Linked DNA regions of Homo sapiens: region 2 is linked to region 1. The links are chromatin loops, found by intact Hi-C in ENCODE. Cell type or tissue: IMR-90. All regions are shown on one strand. Each heading gives the region's core, and the rest is flanking DNA. Links, peaks and the distances in the headings are about the cores only. Region 1 overlaps SPTLC2 (serine palmitoyltransferase long chain base subunit 2). Region 2 overlaps POMT2 (protein O-mannosyltransferase 2).

Region 1 (9,907 bases), core at 1,790-9,789:
TGAGTTTGCTTCAAAAACTTAGCTGGTTTAAGGAAGTTTAAGGTTTTAGGGGAGTGGGAGTGAGTGAAGGAGGAGGTTGTAGAAGAGAATGGAGGAGGAAATTGAGAAAAGACAAGCTGAACAAAGGAAGAATTTATCTGTGCCTCTGAGACTAGTTCTTCCCGGGAATCTTACCCCTACCACTGGACTGTTTTTTCAAAGGCAAAGATCACCTATTGTTCAACTCTGCATCTCCCACACAGCATATCTACCACTATGTAGAGAGTAGTTGCTTGTTGCTTGATAAGTGTTTAACAAATGGTAAAACACTTTTTTTTTTTGGAGATGGAGTTTCGCTCTTGTTGCCCAGGTTGGAGTGTAATGGCGCGATCTCAGCTCACCGCAACCTCCTGTGTTCAAGCAATTCTCCTGCCTCAGCCTCCCAAGTAGCTGAGATTACAGGCATGCGCCACCACGCCCAGCTAATTTTCGTATTTTTATTAGAGACAGGGCTTCTCCATGTTGGTCAGGCTAGTCTTGAATTCCCGACCTCAGGTGATCCGCCTGCCTTGGCCTCCCAAAGTGCTGGGATTACAGGCATGCGCCACCACACCCAGCTAATTTTCATATTTTTATTAGAGACAGGGTTTCTCCATGTTGGTCAGACTGGTCTTGAATTCCCGACCTCAGGTGATCCGCCTGCCTCGGCCTCCCAAAGTGCTGGGATTACAGGTGTGAGCCATCGCACCCGGCGGAAACAAGTATTTTTTTTTTTTTTTCCAAACAACAGCATTCTAGGCAGAAAGTCACAAAACAGGAGGAAGCGAGTCTGATTCCCAGCATCAGATAAACTGCTAAACTCTACTGTGGGTAAGAACAAAACTGTGCTTACCAGAAAACTTAATTTTTATTTCGATGAATTTCTAATAGTGAAATAAATTACTTTAAAGCACAACAAAGAAGAAAGTCAACACCCAAACGTTCTTGGGCTCAGGAAGTATGGTGCTTGACGGGAGGGTTAAAAGCTGTCAGCCCTGAAGACAGGCAGGAAAGTCTCTCTTTATGACCCCCTCCCAGCAAGGCTGTGTTTTTTCAACACTTCTAACCCTTCTGCATGGGAATCTTGGAATGTTTTTTTGTTTTGTTTTGTTTTAAAGAGACAAGGTCTCGCTATGTTGCCCAGGCTGGAGTGCAGTGGCTATTCACAGGCGTAATCCCACTACTGATCAGCAGGGGAAGTTTTAACCTGTTCGTTTCCAACCTGGGCCAATTCACCCCTCCTTAGGCAACCTGGTGGTCCCCTACTTCTGGGAGGTCATCATACTGATGGCTGAACTTGGTGCAGACACGTCTCTGGCACAGTGTGCTACAGCCCAGGACTCTTGGGCTCAAGCGATCCTCGTGCCTCAGCCTCCTGAGTAGCTGGGACTCCAGGCATGTGCCACTGCATTGTCCTGGAATGTCTTTTTTTTTTTTTTTTTTTTTTTTTTTAAGTGTCTCAGTTCTCTTAGTTTTTGACAGTTCCCCGGTATTCTCAAGGTGATCATTTAACACCTAATTAACAAGTCTATTACTGGAATTAATTCAAATGAGCCAAACCTAGTTTTAATTAAACCTCAATCTGCTCAGGGTAGTCTTTTTTCTCCTACATCAGTAGCTGCCTGCAAGGACCCAGTTCCTTTCAAAACAAAGAAGTACAAAACTCTATAAAGCGTTCTGACATTATTTAAAAATGTATCTATTAAAATGTACCTATCTAGTTAATTTGGTTCCATAATTTGGTCATTCTGGCTTAACATTCAACTATTCAAGCAATGTTACAATAAAGTACTTGAAGAACCCACTGATTTTCTGGTATTGCCAATCATGCGTGCATTCATTCAGTCATTCAATAAATTTACTGAAAGGATCCTAGATGTCACACACTAAGCTGGGTGCTATGCATGTTATTATTAACTACACCTTTGGACAGAAATAAAATACATCAAAGCACAGCTCTGGAAAATGGAAAAGCAAAATTTTAGTTGATTTGGTCAAACACTTTGCCTTGATTCGTATGTAGATACTACAGCTAAATTTCCATTAGTGGACACGGATTAGTGATGTGTAAAGTAAAAGTTAGAATTTCAAATGTCTAGTGGAATTTAACAGAATTTCCTAGGCCTCATTTTTTCTACTCCCTGGCCTGTGCTCAGTATTCCCACTCCAGGTACAGGCATCCTGGCAGCACAATTCCCATTCATTATTATCTCACCTGAGATCCTAGTGAAGTTGCCTTTCAAGATCTGTCAACCTAGTCATATGTCCTGTTCTTCCTTGGGAAAAGGATAGAAACTGGAGGGGAAATGCGGAAAAAGTTGGGAGGAAGGGGAAAGGAGCGCTCACAAAGTCGTGTGGAAACTGGATCTCACCTTCCCTTACATGCTGCAGCTTTTCTGAAGGCTCTGTACTCTCACCAAAGAGCAACATTTCTTCACACAAAAAGATGAAAACATTTAACAATAAGCAACCACATATACATGTTTAAGCCTTACTTTCAATACCAGGTACTTAATGTACTCTGGAATCCAACAATAACAAAGTTTTAATGATAAATGTAATATATTCACTGACATGGTTTGGATGTTTGTCCATCTCAGGATGGAATGTGATCCCCAATGACGGAGGTAGGGCCTGGTGGGAGGTGTGTGGATCATGGGGAGGATCCTCGTGAATGGCTTGCTGCCATCCTTGGGTAATGAGTGAGTTCTCGCTCTGAGTTCTCCCAAGATCTGGTTGTTTAAAAAAGCATGGTACTTCTCCTTGAGACTGCATCTCAAAAAAAAAAAAACCAGCCACAAATTCTTTGACATGCCTCCACTGGGGAGGTGGAATCTAGTTCCCCACCCCTTCAATCCGGGATGGCCTTAGTGACCTGCTTGTTAACAACAGGTCAGAAAAGGTCATGGGGTTTCCGCCAGGTTCTTTGGAATGCTTGCTCTCTGAAGCATCCTTTCTGGGTACACAGTCACGATGTCATGAGGAGCCTAAGCCACATTGAAAAGATACATGCATGAAGGTGCTCTGGTCAACAGCCTCAGCTGAGCCTGGCTCCAAGTCACTCCAGCCCAGGTGACATGTGAGTGGAAAAGCTTCCAGATGATCCCAACCACCAACCATCTCAGTCTTTCCAGACACTTGAGTCTTCCAGGCCAGCCCCAGACAACAGAGCAAAGACAAGTCATCCCTGCTGTGCCCTGACCGAATTCTTGACCTGTGGCATCTGTGAGCATAATCAGATGGCTGTTGTGTCACATCACTAAGCTTTGGGGGTGGCTAGAGGCAAAAACTAGAAAACTTGTGCTGATCCAAAGCCTATATATAATTACCATGTTTCATTTTCTCACTACTAGCACAGCCCAGATTTCATCATTTAGTACAGATAAGTCATTTATCTGGGGGTAATGTGTCACACAGATCCATGTTCTGGAACAGGGCAAATAAATTATCCAATGTTAACTTTGATAGCTCTTAGCCATTTCTTAGTCACCTAAACCTGTGTGCTGAATCAGTAAGGTAAGTGTGCCTATGTGAAGTACCTAGAGAAATGCTAGCTGTATGTATATATATGTGTGTATATATGTCTGTCTCTCAGATTCACACACAGTTTCCACTAACACCACATCAGAAGGAGAGGAGATATAGCTGTTATTAACAGGGAGCTATTCACAGGCTCCACTATGTGTTTGCAACATTAATAAAACAACTTCTTCAAGGAATTAATTCACAAAACTGAAAATGATCACATTTCACTATTTCCAAAAATCTCTCATTAGAGATAACAAGGATCTAGCACAGATCAGAAAAAATGTTAAGGTAAAATTCTGATTTAAGAAAACAGTCGACTGGGCGCGGTGGCTTACGCCTGTAATCCCAGCATTTTGGGAAGTCAAGGCAGGCAGGTCACCTGAGGTCGGGAGTTCGAGACCAGCCTGACCAACACGGAGAAACCCGGTCTCTACTAAACATACAAAATTAGCCGGGTGTGGTGGCGCATGCCTGTAATCCCAGCTACTCGGGAAGGCTGAGGCAGGAGAATCGCTTGAACCTGGGAGGCAGAGATTGTGGTGAGCCAAGATCATGCCATTGCACTCCAGCCTGAGCAACAAGAGCAAAACTCCATCTCAAAAGAAAGAAAAGGAAAGGAAAAGAAAAGAAAAGAAAACAGTCAGCTGGGTGTGGTGGCTCACAGCTGTAATTCCAGCACGTTGGAAGGCCAAGGCAGGCAGACTGCTTGAGCCCAGGGGTTCAAGACCAACCTGGGCAACATGGTGAAACCCCATCTCTACAAAAAATACAAAAAAAATGGCCAGGTGTGGTGGCAGACTCCTGTGGTCCCAGCTACTTGGGAGGCTGAAACAGGAGAATCATGTGAACCTGGGAAGCGGAGGTTGCTGTGAGCTGAGATCGCACCACTACACTCCAGCCCGGGAGACAGAGCAAGACTCTGTCTCAAAAACAAAAACCAGAAAAAAAAAAAAAGAAAGAAAGAAAACAGTCTTAAACCAACCAAAATCAGATGTGCCACTTTATTCGATGCAAGCCAAATCAATCTTACAATAAAGTATTACATAACTGTAGAGTGGAGAGCTCATGGCTGATAATGTGAAATCTTTTACAAATGCCAAACTGACTTTACAAGCATTAAAAAAGCAACAACTGGGCCGGGCACGGTGGCTCACGCCTGTAATCCCAGCACTTTGGGAGCCCGAGGAGGGCGGATCACGAGGTCAGGAGATCGAGACCATCCTGGCTAATGCGGTGAAATCCCGTCTCTATTAAAAATACAAAAAAATTAGCCGGGCGTGGTGGCGGGCGCCTGTAGTCCCAGCTACTCGGGAGGCTGAGGCAGAATGGTGTGAACCCGGGAGGCAGAGCTTGCAGTGAGCCAAGATCACACCACTGCACTCCAGCCTGGGTGACAGAGTGAGACTCCGTCTCAAAAAAAAAAAAAAAAAAAAAAAGCGACAAGTGAAATTATTGTCTCATACATGCAATGAAAATATTTTTTAAAGTAAAGACAGACACCCAGTTGCTCCCCTTTTAGTACCACTGTTCTGCAGTCAATACTGCCCTCTGGTGTTGCAGAATAAAAGTCAAATGTCAGAAAGTGAACACTGAACTTCACTGTTCACAGTAGTATGTTTAAATCAAGGCATCTAGTTGGGACTACAAATCCCATCAAAGACAAAATAAACTGATTCAGGATGTCATTTATTATCTACCGTATATGAAAGTAGAAACTCTTTAAAAAGGCATTAAATCAGGAATACTAATTTATGAAAACAGCAGCTCTTAACTATGCTGTTAATGAAACATCACTAACAGTGAATTATACCTTCACATAAAATTATGTAATTCAAGAAAAACCTCGAAGGTATATTACCTCTGAGTTAAGAGGGTATGTAGGATAGTAAGAGTAAAGCCTCCCATCTATAAACAAGAAAATTCCATAGAAAGTGAGCCAGGGTCGTTCTCATGGCATATGTATCAAACACACTAAAAAAGTGTCCATGGAAACCACACACCAGCCAGCTCTGCCTATTAGTAAACCTGACTATTTATTTTAGGAAAAAAGCTCAAGAAAAACAGCACGTTTGGCTGCTAGGTGGACTTATGCAATGTTTCAAGAAAAGAAAGACTTACCAAGGCTGGTGCCATCCTGCCCCATGATGCACTTCATGGAGGTGATGATCTGCTCCACTACAGGAGGTGACAATGACGTGGCATACACTGCACTATGAGAATGTGTTCGCAGGTAGTCTATCAGCTCCTGGGGAGTTCACAGAGGCAGATAAGTAGAGACAATTCTTGCATTCACCGGCAATGTCAGTCCTTTCCTTCTAAGTTCTAGAGGACTCCTCACTTCAATGGCACTGGAATAGGGACACTAATCTGAGATACAAGGTCAACCAACATGGTCGAAGCATACCGCTGGCAACAACTGGGTCAGAAACATGGCAAAGTTCTTAGGTTTGGTTTTGTTTTTTAAACATGGAACAACATAAGAGAAAAACTAGTTTTAAAACAACCCCTCTAAATTTGGAGAATGTATCATTTAAAGTTAGAAATATGGCCGTGCATGGTGGCTCATGCCTGTAATCCCAGCAGTTTGGGAGGCCAAGGTGGGTGGATCTACTGAGGTCAGGAGTTCAAGACTGGCCTGACCAACATGGTGAAACCCCATCTCTACTAAAAATACAAAAATCAGCTGTGCGTGGAGGCGGGCACCTATAATCCCAGCTACTTGGGAGGCTGAGGCAGGAGAATCGCTTGAACCTAGGAGACGGAGGTTGCAGTGAGCTGAGATTGCGCCATTGCACTCCAGCCTGGGGGACAGAGTGAGACTCCGTCTTAAAAAAAAAAAAAAAAAAAAAGTTAAAAATAAATGAACACAGCTGAATTAAACAAGGTGTTTGGATTGCTTTTTAGATATAATGATTTAATTCCAAGTATCACAGAAAATGTCATCTGCAGCTCTGTGTGCCTATAAAGCCCATCCTTCTACCCCTAAATAACAGTTCTCTAACATCAACTTTAAGAGCATTAGAACTTCCTCCAGATATGCAGAAATGTATAAAATGATATAAATGTGAAATAGAAACTTACAAGGTATTTTATTAAAATGCCAATGACATCTCACTGAATAAAGTAAAACTCTGTCATTTACAAGGATTTCAAAAAAACTTAATTGTATATCCCTATTCTCTGATATCTTTTAATTTCACCAAATCTTTAAAATGCACACACAAGAAGCTTATGTACCAGAACAAATTAGGGGGACACAAATGTGGCTATGAAACAGTTTTATCTCAAAAATATTAAAAATTGTACTAAAAAAACCAAAAGCACAAATATATTGTACTTTAATGATCTCCCAGAGTATTATTTTTCTATCCTTTGGTTCACAGCCACAAAGCTTACTAAAAAACAACTCTCCAAAGTGAGCCTGGTCCCATTAACAAAAAGGTAATATTTGAGATAAAAATCTATCAAACCTGGCCAGGTGCAGTGGCTCACACCTGTAATCCTAGTACTTTGGGAGGCCGAGGCGGGCAGATCACGAGGTCAAGAGATCGAGACCATCCTGGCCAACACGGTGAAACCCTGTCTCTACTAAAAATACAAAAAATTAGCTGGGCATGGTGGCACGTGCCTGTAGTCCCAGCTACTTGGGAGGCTGAGGCAGGAGAATCGCTTGATCCCAGGAGGCGGAGGTTGCAGTGAGCCAAGATTGTGCCACTGAACTCCAGCCTGGCAATGGAGTAAGGCTTGGTCTCAAAAAAAAAAAAAAAAAAAAATCTATCAAAGCTGATTAAAAGTCACTGAAAATGAGTTCTCTCTAACAGGCAATCAAGTATTAAAAGAATGACCTTTTTTTCTGTGATAGGGTCTTGCTCTGTTGCCCAGGCTGCAATGCAGTGGTGTAATCACGGCTCACTGCATCCTTGATCTCCCAGGCTCAAGCAATCCTCTCATCTCAGCCTCCCCCATAGTTGGGACTACAGGCATGTGCCACCACCACACCCAGCTAATTTTTTTACTTTTTTGTAGAGATGAAGTCTCACTATGTTGCCCAGCTGGTATTGAACTCCTGGGCTCAAGTAATCCTCCCACTTCAGCCTCTCAAAGTGCTGGGATTACAGGTGTGAGCTACTGTGCCCAGCATAACCATTCTTTAATACTCCGAATATTGAGTGGTGAAGCAAAATTAAGAACATTTATGAGCACCTCCTCTGTGCCATATACAAATACCTGACATACATTATTTTTTCCCTAACATTGCAATCAACGTTTAAAAATAACAGCTTCATTGTGATATAAGCCACATACACAGAATTCACCGTTTTAAAGCACAATTCAGTGGTTTTTAGTATATCCAGAGTTGTGCCACTTTTACCACTAATTTTAGAACATTTCCATAACCCTGAAAGGAAACCTCATACCCATTAGCATTCACTTTCCATTTCCCTATCCCCTCCGCCTCCGGCAACTACTAATCTACTTTCTGTTTCTATGCTTATTCTAGGTATCACATATTTTAAAACATGCAATATGTGACTTTTTGTGACTTTTTTCACTTACCATAATGTTTTTAAGGTGCACCCACGTTGTAGCATGGACATATATTACTTTTTAAACCCTTACTACAATCTTACAAGCTGGGCATATTTATCTCCATTTTACTGACAAGGAAACTGGGAGGTTAAATGTTTTCCCTGAGGTCTAACAAAGTAAGCCGAGAAATATTCAGACCCAGGCCTCTGTCTTTATGGTTCACCATTTCGACCACACCACAGATTCTTACCTGCATCAAAATTCACCGTATGATTTTTTTCTGACTACAAAGACCCAGAAAAGGCAACTTCATAGTTTAAAAATTGAAAAATACAATGCTTTGTAGTACCCCACAGCTGGCACAACTTTTTTGCTTCCTGTCTCCATGTTCACTCATGATATATTTGTGTCCAAGGGCAAGGTGACCTGCTATTCCCATGGGCTCCCATGACAACCCCACTGTTTTTGAAACTGTGAGCACAATGCAAACCCAACAGAAGGCTGGGGCGGGCAGGGAGCACCACTGTGTGTTCTTTCACACAAGAGGGTATTCTATATCTCAGATCAGCATGTAGCTTAGAAAGAAGCTCAAATAAGAAAACAACAAACAATGAACAGAACCAGCCTTTAGTTCAGTGAGGAGACATTAGAGTCACTCACTGGTATTATGAGCCTAAACCAGAGGCAAATTTGCGGACATCCCAGTTCAGGGCCCCATCTGCTAGGCCTGAGGTACCAAATCTAATTGCCAGTGACTTTATCTCTAATCGCTCATTCTCATGGCTCGTTTACCTTCTTGCCTCCAATATATCCTCCAGAAGCACCAAAACTCTTTGTGAACGTTCCCATCATAACATCCACATCCTCGGGATCCAGGCCAAAGTACTCCACCACACCCCGGCCTGTGGGGCCCAGGGCGCCAATGCTGTGAGCCTCATCCAGATACAAGTATGCCTTGTATTTCTTCTTGAGGGCAATCACTTCAGGAAGACGAACAATAGATCCCTCCATGCTGGCAAAACATGAAAAAATATATATATACACATATACACTGAGACTTTTTAAATCAAAATTGGGAGTTTGGCACTTCATTATTATTGAGTTTACTGCTTCTTTTTTTTTTCTTGGGACAGAGTTTTGCTCCATTGTCCAGGCTGAAGTGCAGTGGCATAATCTCGGCTTACTACAATCCCTGACTCCTGGGTTCAAGCGATTCTTGTGCCTCAGCCTCCCAAGTAGCTGGGACTAGAGGTGCCCGCCACCACCACGCCCAGATAATGTTTGTATTTTTAGTAGAGATAGGGTTTCCTCATGTTTCCCAGGCTAGTCTCGAACTCCTGGCCTCAAGTGATACACCCGCCTTGGCCTCCCACAGTTCTGGGGTTACAGGAATAAGCCACCCTGCCCGGCTGAGTTTATTGGGTTTTAAATGGTCTGACAACTGTATCTGTGGCTTAAACTGACAAAGGTAGATGAAGCCATGGCAAGGCAAAAGACTAGGGGAAAGAAAACTGGACTTTTAAAACAAGCACTGGCTGGGCGCGGTGGCTCACACCTGTAATCCCAGCACTTTGGTGGGCTGAGGTAGGCGGATCACTTGAGGTCAGGAGTTCGAGACCAGCCCGGCCAACACAGTGAAACCCCGTCTCTACTAAAAATACAAAAATTAGCTGGGCTTGGTGGCACACACCTGTAATCCCAGCTACTCGGGAGGCTAAGGCAGGAGAACCGGGAAGCGGAGGTTGCAGTGAGCCGACATCCCGCCACTGCACTCCAGCCTGGGTGACACAGCGAGATTCCATCTTAAAAAAAAAGCCACCCAAACCACCAA
Region 2 (11,085 bases), core at 1,178-9,177, 250 kb before region 1:
ATACTCACATGGCTAATCTTTCATAAGCACTTCACATTGTTATCTCATTTAATCCTCACAACTGCCCTTTGATGGAGAGAGGTACTACTCATTTTCCCCAACTTAAAGAGGAGGATACAGGCTGGGCGCGGTGGCTCATGCCTGTAATCCCAGCACTTTGGGAGGCCGAGGCAGGTGGATCATGAGGTCAGGAGATCGAGACTATCCTGGCTAACACGGTGAAACCCTGTCTCTACTAAAAATACGAAAAATTAGCCAGGCGTGGTGGCGGGTGCCTGTAGTCCCAGCTACTCGGGAGGCTGAGGCAGGAGAATGGCGTGAACCCGGGAGGCGGAGTTTGCAGTAAGCTGAGATCACGCCACTGCACTCCAGCCTGGGTGACAGAGCAAGACTCCATCTCAAAAAAAAAAAAAAAAAAAAGAAGAGGATACTGAAGCACAAGAAGATGAACTTGTCCAAAGTGACACTCTATATGAAAGCAGGCTTCACACCCCGATCATCTAGTCTGGTTCCCAGGTCTGTGTTCATAAATACCACACTTTATTCATCACCCATCCCATAGCAGGCACCGTGCTAGGCAATTGAGCCTTCCAGGAGCTAGCAATCAAGTACCAAAGAGACGGCGGGAAGTAAGCATGCACAGTTCAATATGAGAAGGTTTACCACGTAGGCATGTGGAAGGTGCCACCAAGCCTCTCATCAGAGGGGCACCCCACCCAGCACCATGGAGAGGTGGGACATGGTTGTCACTAAAGAACACCTATGCTGATGCCTAGAGAAGCTGGGGTTAGCCAGAGAAAACAGAAGGGTGCAGGGCTAGGAAGAATGTTTCAAGCAGGGCGAACAGGATGAGCAAAGGATAGGAGGCAAGAGAGTGAACTGTCATGGCGAACAGCATTGCTGCCGTACAAGTGCACAAAAGGCTCACTGACCTGCTGCTGACGGGCACCAATGCCCTCGGGGTAGAGGTGCCTGTGGGAGTGCAGATAGCCGATGGCCATCCGGAGGTTCTTCACAGTGATCACAGAGCCGTAGGCCAGGTCTGGGAGGAAGGGAGACAGCAGAGGGGTGAGCTGGCACAGTGCCAGAGGCTGTCCGTGCCTGCGAGGAGCCTCGGAAGCCACAGGGCTCACTAACCCTCTGCGAGACTCCCCTGGGCCCTGGACTGAAGCCCAGCTACCTTCTCACTCCCATGGAGCCGACTCAAGACAGAGTTCACCACAGGGCCCACTTACTCCCCCGCCTCCTGAGGGCTTCAGAAGAAGCTTGTGTTAACACTGTCATTATCAAAGCACTACGTGTAACAGCAAAAGACGAAAAACAACTTGTCCTTCTCAAGGTCTCCACATGGATTCAATGGAATAAAGAAGGAAGTATCTTCTGTCTTCGCCTGGAATGTTCTCCAAGATACAGCATTTTGACAAACCATTTTTTTCACTCTATATCCTTTCGTGCCTTTTGAATCTAGTACCATATGAAATAACTGTTCAATGGTGTTTTGTTTTACTCTGAATTAAAAAACAAAAAACACAGAAAACCACTTCTCAAGAGCATCCCCTGCTCCTATAGGCCCTGAGTTATTGAGAAACCTTTTTTCCTTAATACTGTCCTTCTTCCAATCCGCTGGAATGACCTGCTCCTGTTTTTCTTTGTTCATTCAGTGGACCAGAAGAATTACACACTGGATCCAAAGGTGGAGGAGGCCTGCCTGTGGCCCTGGAAGAGCCCTGTCTACAAGGAAGATGGCTTCACACACTGACAAGTATAGGACAGTGGGCAAGTGCCCCACAAAGGCGTGACAATGTGTGACATGGTGGGAATGGTGGGAACTCGGAACAGGCCAAATTCTCTCCCAAGGATTAAAGAGAGGACGACTTGATCGAAGAGGTGACAGCTGAACTAGGCCTTTAAATAATGAGCAGGAATTTGCTAAACTCCACAGCTGTGTTCTTCTGAGTTCTCAGGCAGGCCAACCTCGGCAGCCCTGCACATGGCTGACCACCTTTATTTCTTGAAATGCTCTCTGTTCCCACTTCTCGACCGCACACTCTCTCAAGGGCTGCTCCTCCGCAGTCTCCTCTCCTAATTCCTCCTCCTCTTGCATTCCCCAGTGATCTGACCTCAGCTCTATTCTTTTCCTCTTTCTACAGTTTCCTTACAAATCACAGCTACTGCCACAGCATCAATTACCGTTTTACTTGTCTGATTCCTCCTTTGAAAGCATCAGCCCCAAATCCCACTGGCCCCATGGCAACAATTTCCCCAAGCAGCTCACTATCAACCCCTCTCGCGTGGAATTCAGTATCTGCCCTTCCAACCCAACTTCTTCTCCTGCTTCCCTATTTCTCATTCTTCCCAGTCTGGGAGAGTCCGCTGTATTTTAGGCACTGTGCAAAGTCCTGGAAAGACTAAAATGAGTAAGATGCAGTCTCTGCCTCCAGGAAGCAATCACCTGCACTCAAGTCCTTAGTGACATCTTTCTTCCTCTCTTGCTGTGTCCAGATCTCCCTTGTATATGCCCATTTGCCTTACCCTGTGGCTGCCCCACCATACCCAGCTCAGGTTCCTGCAATAGCTTCCCAGAGGGTTTCTCTTGCCTACAATCCTGTCCCCTCCCCAGCCAGCCTCGACTCTCCCACCCATGTCATCTCCCTATAGCACAGCCTTCCTGGCCTCCTGGCTGCTCAAAGACCTCCACTAGGTCTCCACGGCCTGTTTTAGGAAGTCAAATACCTCATCCAGACACCTCAAACCCTCATAGTCTGGGCCCAACCTAACTTTTCACATTTATCTTCCAGTAGTTTTCTGCATATACCTGTGCCTCAAGTTTTACTCTGTCCTCAGCTTTGATCATGTCATCCCTCCTGCCTGAGATGCCCTCTCCTCTGTTGAAAGCCACACATTCTTCCAGGGCCTGACTCCAAGGCAACCCACATCACGAACCTCTGATGCCCTTAACCGCCCAGCAGCCATGCTCCTTCACGCCTGTCAATCCCCAGAGCTGTGCTCCCTCTTTACGTACTTAACGCTTCCAGCCACACCGTGTGGAGCTCCTCTACACCAGGCTCCATCTCTGGAGGGTGAGCACGCGCTCCACTACCATCTGTCATAGATGAACGAATGCAACACTCAGAAAGCGGTGCGGGAAACCAAAAACTGGCTCTGAAGGGCCTGGTGCTGTCACCATATTCTCTCTGAGTGACCTTCCCACAGAGCTGGCTTGGAGAGCCACCAAGGAGAAGTCATTCTTTAGGGTCAGAGAGCTTGCTGCTCAGGATGTCTTCCTCTCCTCTGTCCTGATTCACTCTCGAGTATTTTCACCAGATCTATCTGGGTCTTTCTCCCACCGTGCCATCACAGGCTAAAATAACCCAAAGCCATCATATTTGTCTTTTCCAATTCAACTCCCAGGACACCCCTCTGCCTTCTACCTTTGTAATGGCCCAGAGACACTCACGTTCAGGGATGGAAGCATTGTGCAGGTTGTTCCCTGAAAGCCGGGCCTGGAAGGCAGAACTGAAGAAACCGTCACCAGGGCCACTGTGGGGAGAGGAAGAGCAGAAGAGAGTCAAGTTAAAGGAGTGAAAGTGTGATTTCCCAGGAGCGCTGGGAAGAGCTCTGCTCAGATAGTTTAAGGAAAGTAGAATCAGATCATGGGACAGAGGTGGGTGATGGAGTTGGAGAAACTGGGGTCCAAATCCCAACTCAGCCACTTACTAGCTGTGCGACCTTGGGCAAGATAACCTTGTTTAGCCTTAGTTCCTCATTTATAAACTAGAGATTTAAAGAAACCAAGAGAAGTCACAAGTGATTCTGATTAAATGAGATAATGTGTACAAAATGCGGAACACAGTTCCTGATTCTCAGTAGCTACTCATTAAGTGGGAGCTGTTGCCGCCGGAGTTACTGTTATTGTTACACTCACTCCTACTGCACATCTTATTGTGGCCTATCCTTGCTAAGTACAGGGGACTCTGTTTAGAGATAAGGGACAATTTGGCTATAACGAAAATAGCTTCTTCCTTCAGGTTAGGGTGCTGGCCTTTCTGAGCCCTTAGCATATACCCAAAGGATAGAACATAGCAGGAAAGAAACAGGAAAAAGCCCCTGGGGTCCCTCACCTATCATTTTAACCACAGACCCAGAAAATCATCCGACCCCTCCACAGGCTTAGGAGCAAAAGGAAAACCAGAAGCAAGATGCTGCAAAGGCTCTGTCTGTACCTTTTACTCAGCACCATGAAGTGAACAGCAAAGGTGGCTGTATAGAGAGCCAGGGGCAGCACTATGAGGCACAGGACACGAGCAGTCAGGTGTTTTCCCACAGTCACCTGCAAACAGAGGCCAGCGTGGGGTGCTAGGCATGTGAGACCTCATTATTCCTTAGGCACTATGCATGCATTATATATAGCTTTTAATATATCAGTCATAATCATAAAAAATGGCCAAGAGGAGAGAGAAGAATATGTGGAAACCCTAAGCCTTTCTGTAACACCCACCACCCAAGCACTACACAAGATAAACATGGGCCAGCCCTCTGCTACCTCTCCAGGCTCTACACCCAAAACCCCAGGATGTTACTGTGCCAAGGACAAGGCACCTGCATCTGCAACACAGTTGCTCACCAGTCCGCTCCATGTTCCAGGTACACTAACCTCCTTGAACTTTCCCAGTGCTTCCTCTACTGTCCCAGCCCAACCCATCACATGGCTAATGGCTCCTTATCTTAACTTCGCGGCTTCCTTCCAGAGGCCTTCCTGGATTGCCTGGGACTGGCCGAGTGCCCTTTTCTGTGCTCTCCCAGCACTCCTGGCTGACTGTAACTGCCTGCTTCCTTATTTCTCTCTCTCCATTGACCACAGAGGGTGGGGACCATATTATATTCATCTGTATATTCCAGCACCTCACACACAGTGGCTGGATGATCTTTACACATTTTCTGAATAAATGAATGAATGAATGAATAAACTTGTTAGGAGCTGGTTTGGAGGTGATGGAGCAGCACCACAGCAGAGTGATGGCCTGGGGCCAACCTAACCTGGTTGTGACTCCTAGATACACCTCTCACTCCCCGATGGCCTCGGGGAAGTCATTACCTCTGTAGGTTTTGATTTCCTCATTTGAAAATCAGGGTAATAACTCCCTACCTCATAGGACTATTATGAGGGGTAAATGAGATAATGAAGGTAAAGCGTTTCGCATAGTGCCTGGCATAGAATCAGCCCTTAATAAATAATAAACTGTAAAGGCCCTTACTGGCCTCCAAATATGGAGACCGTGGGTCAGGAAATGAAAATTGTGAGTTCAGACCGGGCTCGGTGGCTCATGCCTGTAATCCCCGCACTTTGGGAGGCCAAGGCGGGCGGATCACTTGAGGTCAGGGGTTTGAGAACAATCTGGCCAACATGGTAGAACCGCATCTCTACTAAAACTACAAAAATTAGCTGGGCATGGTGGTATGTGCCTGTAATCCCAGCTACTTGGGAGGCTGAGGCAAAAGAATCACTCGTACCCAGGAGGCGGAAGTTGCAGTGAGCCAAGATCGGCCCACTGCACTCCAGCCTGGGTAACAGAGTGAAACTCTATCTCAAAAAAAAAAAAAAGACAGACATTATAAAACAAATGCAAAAAGAGACTTCCAAGAATGTTAATCTATCCTCTCCCTTGAACCCTATCCAGTCCTCAGCCGGGCCCACTCCCTGATGTCCTGCTGTCTGCGGAGGTTGGGGGGTCCAGCCCACCTGGGACCCAGAACACAGCCACTCTGCCACCTGCAGTAGAGACAGAGAAGGCCACCAGCTCCTACTCAGCAACATCAGGGAGCAAAAACATTTCCACAGCAAACCCTTGGGTGCTCACCAATGAAAGACTGAGGTCTCCGAACAGGTACCAAAGGTCTGCAATGGTGTTCAGCCCCACTTGAAGGATGATAAAGAGGCCAACAAACTTGACCCCTAAAGCACCAGCAAGACTAACGCCAGTCAGGCTGAGCCAGAACCACCAGGGGGCAGAGAAGGGCCTGAAAATCAACAAGACGGAGTTCAATTTGGCAGCTGGAACCAAAGCCAAACGCAAGCGCAGCAGGGGACAGGGCAGTTCTCAGACTTGGAGCGGCTGTGCTGTGCCCTGTCTTGGGGGCTCTTAGCCTCAAGGGACCATGGCGTGGCTCCATGGAGGAGGCGGCCTGTGAAACCCCTGGAACGGCAGGAAAAGCACTGTCTGAGGGCGCAGGGTATTCTTCAGGGGAGAGTGTCCATAGTGCTCCTGGCTAAGTACAGGGCTCAGGGTAAGTGGGGGCTCCTTCTTCACAAGTGACCAGTCAGGCAGGAGTAAAAGGAGAATCCTTAGGTGCCCCTGGACTCAGGCAGCCCTCTCCTTTGTGTCACCTCTGCCCTTGTCGAAGGCAGCATTTACCGAGTGCTTACTATGTATGCGTCACGCATCATTCCAAGTACGATGCATATATTAACTCTTCTAGCCGTCACTACAGCACACAGAGGATCCTGTCACTAGGTCCTCTTTTTGCACAGGAGGAAATCAAGATACAGAGAGGTGGAGTAATACAGCTAGCAGGCAGTGGGGCACAGTTTTAACCCAGGCAATTGGGTCAATGTTAGTGCTCTTAACCATTTTGCTATTCGTATAGCACCTAGTACTCTACACTATGATTCTCTGGCTCTCTGGCTGCCTCCTCTGCCAGAGTGAATATTCCTTAACAGCCAAGCCCAACAGAGCTCAGTACCTCCAGCTCCCCGCATAGTACCTGGTACACAGTATGTACTCAAGAAATGGTAGATGGAAGTGGATGTGGCATAAGCACAACAACCAAAGCCAGAGTGGGCTGAGAGTCACTGATCAGGTTTGATTAGCACAATGGAGCTTAATGAGCCTGGCTGTGCAAAGTTAACTTCCAGAAAAGCCTACGAGGGGCCAACTCTTCTGGTTTGAATAGAATGAATGACTTATTCTACTTTCTCAGAAGTAGAAGGATGATCTGGAAAAGACTATTCTGCAAGTAGACCGGACCCTCCAAGTCAGCTTTAGAACTGACCAGGACCTGGAAGGATCCTCTTGGCTGGTATGGACCATTCAAGCCAACCTTTACATATGCTATTCCCATCATTAGGTCAGGACTGGATGCAACCACTGACGAAAGGGAGATAGTTTCCAGGCAGCATCTACCCTGGTGCCCTCCCTTCTAGGACAGAGTATGTGAAGGACAGCCCTGTCCCGGGATTTCCTAACCAGCACTGGTTACAAGAGGTGGGTGGGGAAAGTATTAGGACCCCCCATGATATCCCAAAACCCCTACCCAATTGTACTCCATTGTAAACATGATAATAATAATACGCTTGAAAAAGACAACTGACATTTTCTCGGTCTTGAATATGGCAAAAATAAAATCACCTGTAGAAAACTTTTTAAAATCTATTTTTATGATCTAAAATGGACAATCTAAGTTAAAAAAACAAACAAAAAGTATGCTTGCCTTAAAATCAGCTTCAAGACAAGTCTCTGGGCACCCGCCCTGGCCCTGGCCATTACAGAAATTTTGGAGTTGCCACAGCTTCCAACCCTCCCCTCCCGGGGATGGAGTTTCTGACCTGTCGGCGCAAGAGTTGTACTTGACCATGCTCAGCATGGCAGCCATGATGAAGAACATCAGGATGGGGTCAAGGAGGATGTACTGGGACAGAGTGAGGCATCCCGTGTCTGAAAAACATGAGCTCGCTGGTGAAAAAGCGAGGTAAGAGAAGGGCCCCCTGAAAACCAAGCACCCCAGTAGTAGGAAACAGTCCCTCTTGCCACTTAATTGAGTGTAAGCACTTGTGCAGTCAGGACTAGAGTCAACACTGAGTCATCAGGGAGGTAGAAGGCCACAGCTCTGGGAGACATCAAAGCCCAATGACAAGAAGCAGTAACTCACACTGCCTCTAGGCCCTCAACCCAAGAGAGGATCATGTCATTCGCTCCCTCAGACCAGCCCTGAGACAAGGTGTCATCCTCATTTCCACCATCAAAAAGGGAGTCCTACCACTCTGCTCATGTAACCGCAAACTATCTACACCTATGATAGAATCTTATCATTTTACATGAAGTCTCTCTTGGGGGTCGATTCTCCAGACAGATGGCAGAGTGATGTTTTTTAATTTAAATCCTTAAATCTCATTATGTCATGCCCCTGCTTAAACCCTCCAATGTCTTCCAACCTCACTCAAAGTAAAAAGTTCTCATGACAACTGCCAGAGTCTGTGCGGTCTCCCTACCCATCTAACCTCATCTCCCAACACCCTCTGCCTCACTCACTCTGCCCTTTCCACGCCAGCCTTCTTACTGTGATTTGAACCCACAGAGGTCCACACCAGAACTACAGTACATGCACTTCCCTCTGCCTGAATGCTCTTCCCTCAGATCCCTGCAGGGCCTGATCCTTTGTCTCACTCAGGTCTCTGCTCAAAGCTCCCCTCTCAGAAGCTCTTTCCTGACTATCCTGTCTAAAATAGTACTGATCTCCATTATTCCATCCCTTACACTGCTTTATTTTCTACACTGCACTTGTGGCTTAGGACATCACATGACAGACTTATTCATTTACTTGTTTATTTACTGTCTGCCCCACGATGAGGTAAGCTCAATGAGACCAGAGTGACTCATCAGTGTATCCTCTCAGACTAAGAAAAGTGGCCGGGAGCTGGGTAGGTGCTTGAGAAATAACTATTGAATGAAAAGTACATAAATGACTAAATGAATGAATAACTGAAGATGGAAATTCAAGATACAAGGAAAAAGCCACCAGTCCTCTATAGAGAAAGCCAATAATCTTGCAATCTATCTGTCAAAACAAAGCAACATATCTGTCAAAGCAAACCCCTAAAGTACCCCATTTAAATTGGTCTAGACTTCTTTAAATGTTAAGCTCCACAAGGTCATGAATTCACTTTCATAGGAACAAAGCTAGCAACAGGATCAACTTCTACGATGAACTCTCATTTATCCATGTGAAGATTATTATCCAAGTTCCCATTTTGCTATCTCTTGCCACCCAGCTACTTCTGCATTTACCTTTATATTCAGTTGAAATTAGTTAAGGAATGCAAACTAATCTTAACTTAAGAGAAGCAAAATTAGAATTATAAGCTTCCTTCAAAAACACACATACTCACATACAAATCTATCTTATTACCCATTCCAAACTCAACCGTGAATAACGTGGAGGTAAATCTATTCCTTGGGATTACCCACGCCGATTCTCCCCTCCAATAATATAAAGGCTTGTTATATATAACTATTGATATACATTAAGTATTACTAGTGAATGAGATTTGTAGTACATTTTACCCAATCCTAAAATTAATTGAACTGGACCCACATATAGGGCCCTTGAATGTACTGATTTTCAGCTACATTCACGGAGTGGCAGCCCATTTCCCAAAAGCCATGGTATGGCTAAGACAACTTACCAAAGGTGAGGAGGGCAGCTGTGAGCAGTGCTGCCGAGAGGGACTTGGACAGATCCAGTACAGTGAGGTAGGCAAAGGGGACCAGCCAGGAGCCAAGGAATGCACAGAACTGTGGGAGGAATAGAGAAGCTGTCAAATAACAAGCTGAGCTAGGTCAGCGACCTACTGGACTCAGTACAACCTAACATTTAAGACAGGGGACCTGATGAAGGCATGACTTTGGTGACCTAAAGTCACCTAGGATATCTATAACTAAGAAAAGAGTATTGTAATAGTGAAGAGCCAAATCAAGCAATATATATGTTCCCATTAAGCAGCAACTTGTGCACTGACATGAAATCAGCAAGTTCAGCCAGGAAGGTGTGGGTAGGAGACAGGGAGAAAAGCAACCAAGTAGCTACACACCAGGAATAGAGAGAAGGGAAGAAAATGAGTGTTATTAACACACAGATAGTAATTGATAGCCATTAGCTTCTATTACACAACTGTAGGTACAAGTTGAGAAAGACCCCTCTGAAGGTATTTCAGAGAATTTTAAGGAACCCCTAGTTCTTTTCTTCATTTACACCAGAAACCAGTCTTTAATCTACACAATGTATGTATTTTGATTTTGGGAAAAGGGATTGCTTGATACTTCAGTAGCTGGATACCTGTTTGGTTTTTTGTTTTTTTAAGCTGCTGGCCCTCTTCCATCCCCTACCTGTCCATCAAAATAAACAGACAAGCCAGAAGAATGGGAAATTCTCACGTTTGGTTGTCACATCCAATTATGTATGGTATGTGGTGTTCAAAAGTTATTAGGAAGACACAGAATCACTTAAGAACAAGAACTTGAGGGTAGGATATACTCCTTGTTTAATATACCACGATATAGCCATGCAAATCATCTAACGATGAGGCCAAATAAGCACACAGCCATTTATTTAAATGCTGTGAAATCCTCAAGGAAAGGGGCTTGTAAATGCAAACTTCTCTGAGAGGTCCACACTGGAGGTCAGCTTCTGCTGGCTTCATTCAGCCACACGTTCAAGGTTCCCAAAGAGTTGGGTGTTAAGGCCCTGCCATGTTCCATCAAGGCTGGTGCTGTAAATCAGGACACAGAGGGACTGCAGCAGACATTTGGCCTCCCTTCAAATAAGGCTGGAAAACTCTTTCTGTGTGCCTGAAACCTTCATGGGGAAAGACACAGGAACATGGTGACAGGGTGTGGGGATGCCAAAATCTTCAGAAAAGGCTCTGAGATGTAGGCAACACTCCAGCAGCTGTGGCTGTGAGGGGAGGAGCAGGCAGCGTGCCAGTGCATGGAGGCACTGCTGGGGCTGCAGGAGACTCCTGATTGCCCGGGTTCCAGGCTGTTCTCCAACCTGAGGTCTGACAGTATACCGGGGCAGGGCAGCAGGTGACAATGCGTGCCTGCTTCTATCTATGTCATCTCTGTATTATTTGCAGCCTCCTCTTCCCTTCTTCCTCACCTCAGTTCTGAGTATCTACACCACAGGGGAGGGTCTGATCATCCTCCCCTCTCCTCACCACCCAAAGTCCCTTTATTTGCACCTGCCACCACGCCAGGGCTGCTAACTATAACATTTCTGGTTTAGTGTGGCCCCAGGGTTCAGTCAGTCCAT

What was found. A loop is a pair of places that touch in the nucleus more often than their neighbours do. Peaks named below come from ENCODE experiments on the same cell type or tissue, not always from the same donor. Only the 100,000 strongest peaks of a DNase experiment are listed, where the experiment ranks them.
Region 2: a loop joins it to region 1, with 6 times the contacts of the local background. A loop is called at or near these places in 39 of 110 quality-filtered maps.

Annotation. Positions count from the first base shown.
Region 1 is chr14:77,546,432-77,556,338 of GRCh38, forward strand. It overlaps SPTLC2 (serine palmitoyltransferase long chain base subunit 2), which reads right to left. Exons shown (of 12, transcript NM_004863.4): 8 at 8,869-9,088; 9 at 5,665-5,791. It also overlaps the pseudogene RN7SL587P. Among named protein-coding and RNA genes, the nearest start is that of ISM2, 53 kb to the left of the region's middle. RefSeq lists enhancers at 7,917-8,176, 8,447-8,506. In IMR-90, for the core only: a CTCF peak has its summit at 5,089 (motif pointing left); no DNase peak of the experiment used is centred there; H3K27ac peaks cover 224 bases.
Region 2 is chr14:77,295,232-77,306,316 of GRCh38, forward strand. POMT2 (protein O-mannosyltransferase 2) reads right to left here. Exons shown (of 21, transcript NM_013382.7): 4 at 9,461-9,569; 5 at 7,604-7,712; 6 at 5,859-6,018; 7 at 4,224-4,330; 8 at 3,458-3,540; 9 at 933-1,042. Among named protein-coding and RNA genes, the nearest start is that of POMT2, 20 kb to the right of the region's middle. RefSeq lists a silencer at 5,961-6,020 and enhancers at 7,767-8,268, 8,269-8,768. In IMR-90, for the core only: a CTCF peak has its summit at 6,006 (motif pointing right); DNase peaks (open chromatin) are centred at 6,030, 7,870 and 8,630; H3K27ac peaks cover 246 bases.